2 separate regions of the Homo sapiens genome follow, and region 1 is linked to region 2. Evidence: chromatin loops called from intact Hi-C (ENCODE). Cell type or tissue: mammary epithelial cell. All regions are shown on one strand. Each heading gives the region's core, and the rest is flanking DNA. Links, peaks and the distances in the headings are about the cores only.

The links. A loop is a pair of places that touch in the nucleus more often than their neighbours do. Peaks named below come from ENCODE experiments on the same cell type or tissue, not always from the same donor. Only the 100,000 strongest peaks of a DNase experiment are listed, where the experiment ranks them.
Region 1: a loop joins it to region 2, with 12 times the contacts of the local background. A loop is called at or near these places in 1 of 110 quality-filtered maps.

Annotation. Positions count from the first base shown.
Region 1 is chr1:229,780,221-229,783,135 of GRCh38, reverse strand. LOC105373161 (a long non-coding RNA gene) reads left to right here. Exons shown (of 4, transcript XR_949247.1): 2 at 2,337-2,587. Among named protein-coding and RNA genes, the nearest start is that of LINC01682, 100 kb to the left of the region's middle. In mammary epithelial cell, for the core only: a CTCF peak has its summit at 1,394 (motif pointing left); no DNase peak of the experiment used is centred there.
Region 2 is chr1:230,086,018-230,088,932 of GRCh38, reverse strand. All of the region lies in intron 1 of GALNT2 (polypeptide N-acetylgalactosaminyltransferase 2), which reads right to left. Among named protein-coding and RNA genes, the nearest start is that of GALNT2, 20 kb to the right of the region's middle. In mammary epithelial cell, for the core only: a CTCF peak has its summit at 1,667; a DNase peak (open chromatin) is centred at 1,712; H3K27ac peaks cover 2,054 bases.

The DNA of each region.
Region 1 (2,915 bases), core at 174-2,673, 310 kb after region 2:
CTTGAATTTTCTATGCCAGCTTTGACTTGGTTTGGATTACCTGCTCCTCTCTGAGGAGGAGGACCTGCCCACGCTGGCCCAGTCAGTTTTCCCAGCCTTCATTCCATGGTTGGTGTAGAAGGGTCCTTGCTGCCTTCTTCCAAAGGCAAGCTCCCAGCTCATCTTTCAGCCAGGGACCAAGTTGAATGTCATAGGGTCTCCCTATGCTGCCCAGATTGCTCTTGAACTCCTGGCCTCAAGCAATCCTCCTGCCTTAGCCTCTTGAGTCTCTGGGATTACAGGCATGAGCCACTGCACCTAGCTGTGATGGCTAATTTCATATGCCGACTTGGCTAGGCTGTGGTGCCCAGTTGTTTGGACAAACATTATTCTAGATCTTGCTGTGAAGGTATCTTTTAGATGAGATAACATTTAAATCAGTGGATTTTGAGTAAAGCAGATTATCCTCCATAATGTGGGTGGGCCTCACCCAGTCAGTTGAAGGCCTTAAGAAAACCACAGACCTCTCCCAAGGGGAGGGAATTCTGCCAGCTGATGACCTTCAGACTCAAGCAAAAACTCTTCTTTTGGTCTCTAGCCTCTGGCTAGCTCTGGAAATTTGGAACTTGCCAGCCCCCATTATCTCATGATCCAATTCCTTAAAACCAATCTCACCCACCCACCCTGGCATGCACACTACCTATTGTTGTTGCTGTTTCTTTAGGGAACCCCGACTGATTTACTCTCCAGGTTCCTTCTTTCTTGGATGCCCTCTTCCCGCCACTCCTGTTTGTCAAACTCTGATCCATGCCATAAGGGACAGCCCAGTCATCTCTCTGTGGGGCACCTCCTCATTGCTTGCAATCTGGAGTGGGATCTGCCCCCTTCCCGTCTCTGAGCAGCGCTCATACCCTGCCTGTGTGGAGTTACTGGCTCCTGACTTAGCACACATCCTTACAGCATAAGCCTCTCAGGGCAGATTCTTGACCTAGAGTCAGGCACCCAATAAATATCTAAAGACACTCAGGGAATCCTCACAGCAAGAGTCACTCCGAAATGTACCTTCCCAGAACACCCACCAACTAGATCAGCTGCCAAGTCTCCATTTTGTAAAAGAAATTCAGAGCAAGACAGGCTTATGTGCATAGAGGGATTTAGTCATAAGAACAAATAAAGGGTCCAGAAGTTTCTGATGGCTTTTTCTTTAGCACTGAGTCACTAAATATGGGGGGCAAACTAGGATTTCTTTTTTCATGAATGAGTAAAAACCCATGTGGCAAGACAAAGAAAAGCCTGGACAACAGGCAGCTAAACATTCTCATGGGCAGCCAAGTCAAGGTCCCGGTGGAGTAATTCAACTTTCTCTGTGTGCAGCCACCTGTTGCTGTGACCGCCCAGGTAGGACATCAGGAGCCACCTGGTGGCTTGTCCGGCCATGCAAACCACATGCCAGTGTGCCTGCTGGAGGAAGGGGAGCCAAGGCAACACTCAGCACACAGAAATCCCGCCTGGCAGCAAGGCTGAGGCCCCAGGGGCTGCCAGATGGAGCCTGCCGGATTCCACGCAGCTGCAAGCTCGGTTTAAGAGCTCCTCTTGAAGCAATGATTCTGGCACCTTGCAGAGTGCATGGCCTGCCACCAAAGACATCAAATTAATAATTCATACTTAGCATTTAGGTACCACTGTCATGCTGGCCAAGTCATTAGTACATGCATTTTCTATTTCTGCCAGGGATTGCTTCCCAGAGACATTATTGCCGTGTTGCTGATAATAAAGCCAGCGCTGATGAGAACTGGCAAGGTGGAATTCACCTCAAGTTAGGGGAAGAGCAGGGCTCCAGAGTTTAGCCTCCAAAGATACACAAACATGGTGACCATCGATGAGCAGGGGAGGACAGGAAGGCCTGGCAGTCCCAGTCCCAGAGCCCACAATCCAGCATCTGTGGACTATTCATGTAGCCTAGCAAGGCCTCGGCTTCTCATCTGAAGATGAAGGGAGCGGGCCATGTAATCTCCAGTTTCCTTTCAGGTTGAACATCCTGCATCACGGGCTCATGGACGGTTCAGGCAGAGTCTTAAGGGGCTGTTTTCCATTCCTACCTCCTCTCTTGATGACAAACCTCTACAGTGGGACCGTCACTTCCTTCATGGAACATGTGTACCATATCTAGGCAAGCAGGGCCCTGGAGAAGGAGCATGTAGAATTCTCTTACAGACAGGTGCTTCTGCATCCTTTAATGTGCTATAAACTTACAAATCTTGGTAATAAACAAAAGTGAAACAAAAGCCTTTGGATGCTGGTCTAGTGGGTGGAATTCTAGTTTTTAAAATTCATTTCCTTATTTTCATTTATTTTAGAGCTGAGATCTAACTGTGCTACCCAGCCTGGAGTCCAGTGGCTTTTCACAGGTGCAAGCATGGCACACTACAGCCTCCTGGACTCAAGAGATCCTCCGAACTCAGCCTCCTGAGTAGCTTGGACTCCAGGCATACACCACTGCTCCCAGAAGATTCTGTTAATCCTTCATCCGGGTCACCGCTATCTGACCCAGCCCCCTGCTGCTGCCGTGCACAGACAGCACATTCACTGCTGGAGGCTACTGTAAGAGGTTTGTCTGAATGGCGTTAAGTTCTTTGCAGAGGGATCATCTGCACTCCCTGCCTGCCACCCAGTGCTCTGCACTCGCAGCCTGGAGGCTCCCACCACTCCCCAGTTTTTGGATAGAAACATTGAATGGCCCCTCTCCAGAAGGAAAAGCTTAAGCAATGTGTGCGAATACTCCCAGGAGCTCCAGCCTGTTGGGAGAAGTCTGAAGTCCACGACTGCCTTAGTTCCCTTGGGCTGCTATAACAAAATACTGTGGACTGGGTGGCTTGTAAACAACAGAAGTTTATTTCTCACAGTTCTGGAGGCTGGGAAGTCCAAGATCAAGGCAC
Region 2 (2,915 bases), core at 150-2,649:
TTGCCAGGGACTGGGGAGATGAGGAAATGGGGAACAACTGCTTAATGGGCATAGGGTTTCCATTTGGATGAAAATGTTTTAAAACTAGACAGAAGTGGCCGGGCGCGGTGGCTCACACCTGTAATCCCAGCACTTTGGAAGGCTGAGGCAGGTGGATCATGAGGTCAGGAGATCAAGACCAGCCTGGCCAACACAATGAAACCCCGTCTGTACTAAAACTATGAAAAATTAGCCAGGCATGGTGGCAGGCCCCTATAGTCCCAGCCACTTGGGAGGCTGAGGCAGGAGAATGGGGTGAACCTGGGTAGCGGAGCTTGCACTGAGCCGAGATAGCGCCACTGCACTCCAGCCTGGGTGACAGAGCAAGACTCTGTCTCAAAGAAAAAAAAAAAAAAACTAGACAGAAGTGGTAGCTGTACAACTGTAGTAAATGTCACTGAACTGTATACTTTACAATGGCTAATTTTATGTTACATGAATTTCACCTCAATAAAAATGAATTAAAAAAAAAACCCTGTCACACAGAACAACAGAGATGAATCTTGAAGACATCATGCTAGTGAAAACAAGCCAATCAGAAAAGGACAAATATTACAAGATTCCACTTACATGAAGCACCTAGAGGTGTCAAGTGCACAGAGGCAGAAAGCAGAATGGTGGGTGCCAGGGGCTGGTGAGAATGGGAGTTACTGTTTAATGGATACAGAGTTCCAGATCTGCAAGATGACAAAGTTTCACAACAGGACTACACTTAACACTACAAAACTGTACACTTAAAAATGGTTAAGACAGTAAACTTTATGTTACATGGTTTTTACCCCAAAAATTGTTAAATAAAGCAAAAACATTGGGGGCGGGGGGAGATGCAAATATGGAAAAATAGAATCCAGGATTGCTCAACTACTGAATACCCCAGTCCACCCCCATATTCATTTAGCCAAGAGCCTGTAAGAAAACTTGTATTTTTCTTCTGTTCTAAACTGTCACTTAATATCTGCTGTTCATCGTTTTTATTATTCTCAGAGCTTCCAGAGTAAGTACTCATAGCTAAAAGCATCGTCCAGTAATCCAGTAGGCATTTCATTATATGCCCATCAATATTTAACTCTGAATATTAAAGCAAACACCCAAGTATTCCAAAAGAGAAGACCAAGCTCAAGCTCAGAGCCCTCAAAAAGTCCAAACAGATATTCAAGGGCTCCATGACCATCAGCAGTTACTCCCAAAAGATGGAGACTCTCAGCGACGCCTTCCTAACCAGCTGTCCCCAGACCTGACTGCGTGAGAGTCATTCACACATGGGGAGCTTTTTCTAAAACACACTTGGGCCCCACAGCCAGACATTCTGACTGAATCAGTCTAGGGTGGGTGATAGGCATCTACAGCTCAAAGTTTTCCCCAGGTGTTCCTAACGTACAGCCAGATTGAAAACCGCTGGTTAACAGTGCGGGCTGGCAGTTATGGGGGAGTAAAGGCAAGAAAGACAGATGGCAAGGAAAACCAATTAAGATGGGGGAAGTGGAGGACAGCAGAAGGATCTTAGGCTCCTGCAGTCCTTGAAATTTAATTTTACTGCAGTAATTCGAGTGCAATCAACAGGCATATTCCTTCACCCTGCACATATTTCATTTGTGAAATTCGGTAATTAGTACCGGTCATCAGATGAGGGAGCTCTTAAAATACAGAAACTAAGCATGCCCCAGCAGGCCAGGCCCCTTCCCTATGGGGAGAGTGTGCACTGGTTTGGAAAGGGCGGTGCCAGATGCTGGCTTAGAGCCCGCTGCATAAAGAAGGGGTAGAAGACAGCTCCCAGCCAGGACCTTCCCAGGTGAAATACCTCCCTCCCTGGGATGGAAGAAGACCCCTCCCACACACACTCTACTGAGCTCTTTCTCCCTACGTGCCTGGTGTGGGTTAAGTGCTCACCAGGCAACATCTTGTTGAACCCTTGTGACAGCTTCATGCAGTAAACCCTGTGATAAACTCCATCTCGTAGAGGAGTAACAGAGACATAGAAAGGTACTTGTCTAAGGGCACACAGGTAAGTGGCAGGGCTGACACCTGAGCCACTCCATGACTCCAAAGCTCAGCACTGCCCACACCAACTTTCTAGAGCACTCTTAGTGGTCCCCAATAGCACAAACAGCATGACGGACGCACCACTGAGTACAAAGGGCTGTGCCCCGAACACATGAATAACAAGTTATTAATTGCTCTAAGAGATCCAACCCAGGAGATTCAGGCTGCAGCAAAATCCTCATTTCTGCAAAAGTTATGTCCTGAGCAGGGGTGAGCCAAGGAGGAACAAAGAATGAAAAGGAAAATAAATTCCCTTAACACACGGGGGAAAAAAAAACTGCTCACTTTACAGCTGTTTTCCTCCTTTGCCAGTAAGAACATCCCCCTAAAAACTGTAAAATGGAGAAAGCATCAATCTCCAAAGAGTGAGCAATGCAGACAGTTCTCGCACAAGGGCCATCTCTTATCTTGCCCTCCCTCTATTCCCTTGACTTAGGCATTTTTCCTCACTCCAACTCCCTCCTTGCCCTACCTCACCAGATAAAGGGCCGGCAGAATGACCAGGAGGTGCTCTGCTGGGTCGTCAGGCTGAACTAACCACCTCTCAGCCCAGAGCTGAGCAACGTGCTGTATCCCTAGTCACCATCACCCACCCTTTCTAAACCCTTGCTGAAATGCCTCCAGATTCCAGCCCTCCAGGAGCTCGTATTATTCTCTACCTACAAACTCGCCAAATAATTGAGAGCAAAATTTTCTCAGTTTCACCTCTGGCACCCTAGGAATACCAAGACCTGGATTAAAATCTTGTCATTTGTTCTGTGAATTCCATGAAGGTGGACGGAAATCTCTCAGCACGTTTCTGGTGGAACCCGAGTTCGTTCCTTAACCAGGCAGGT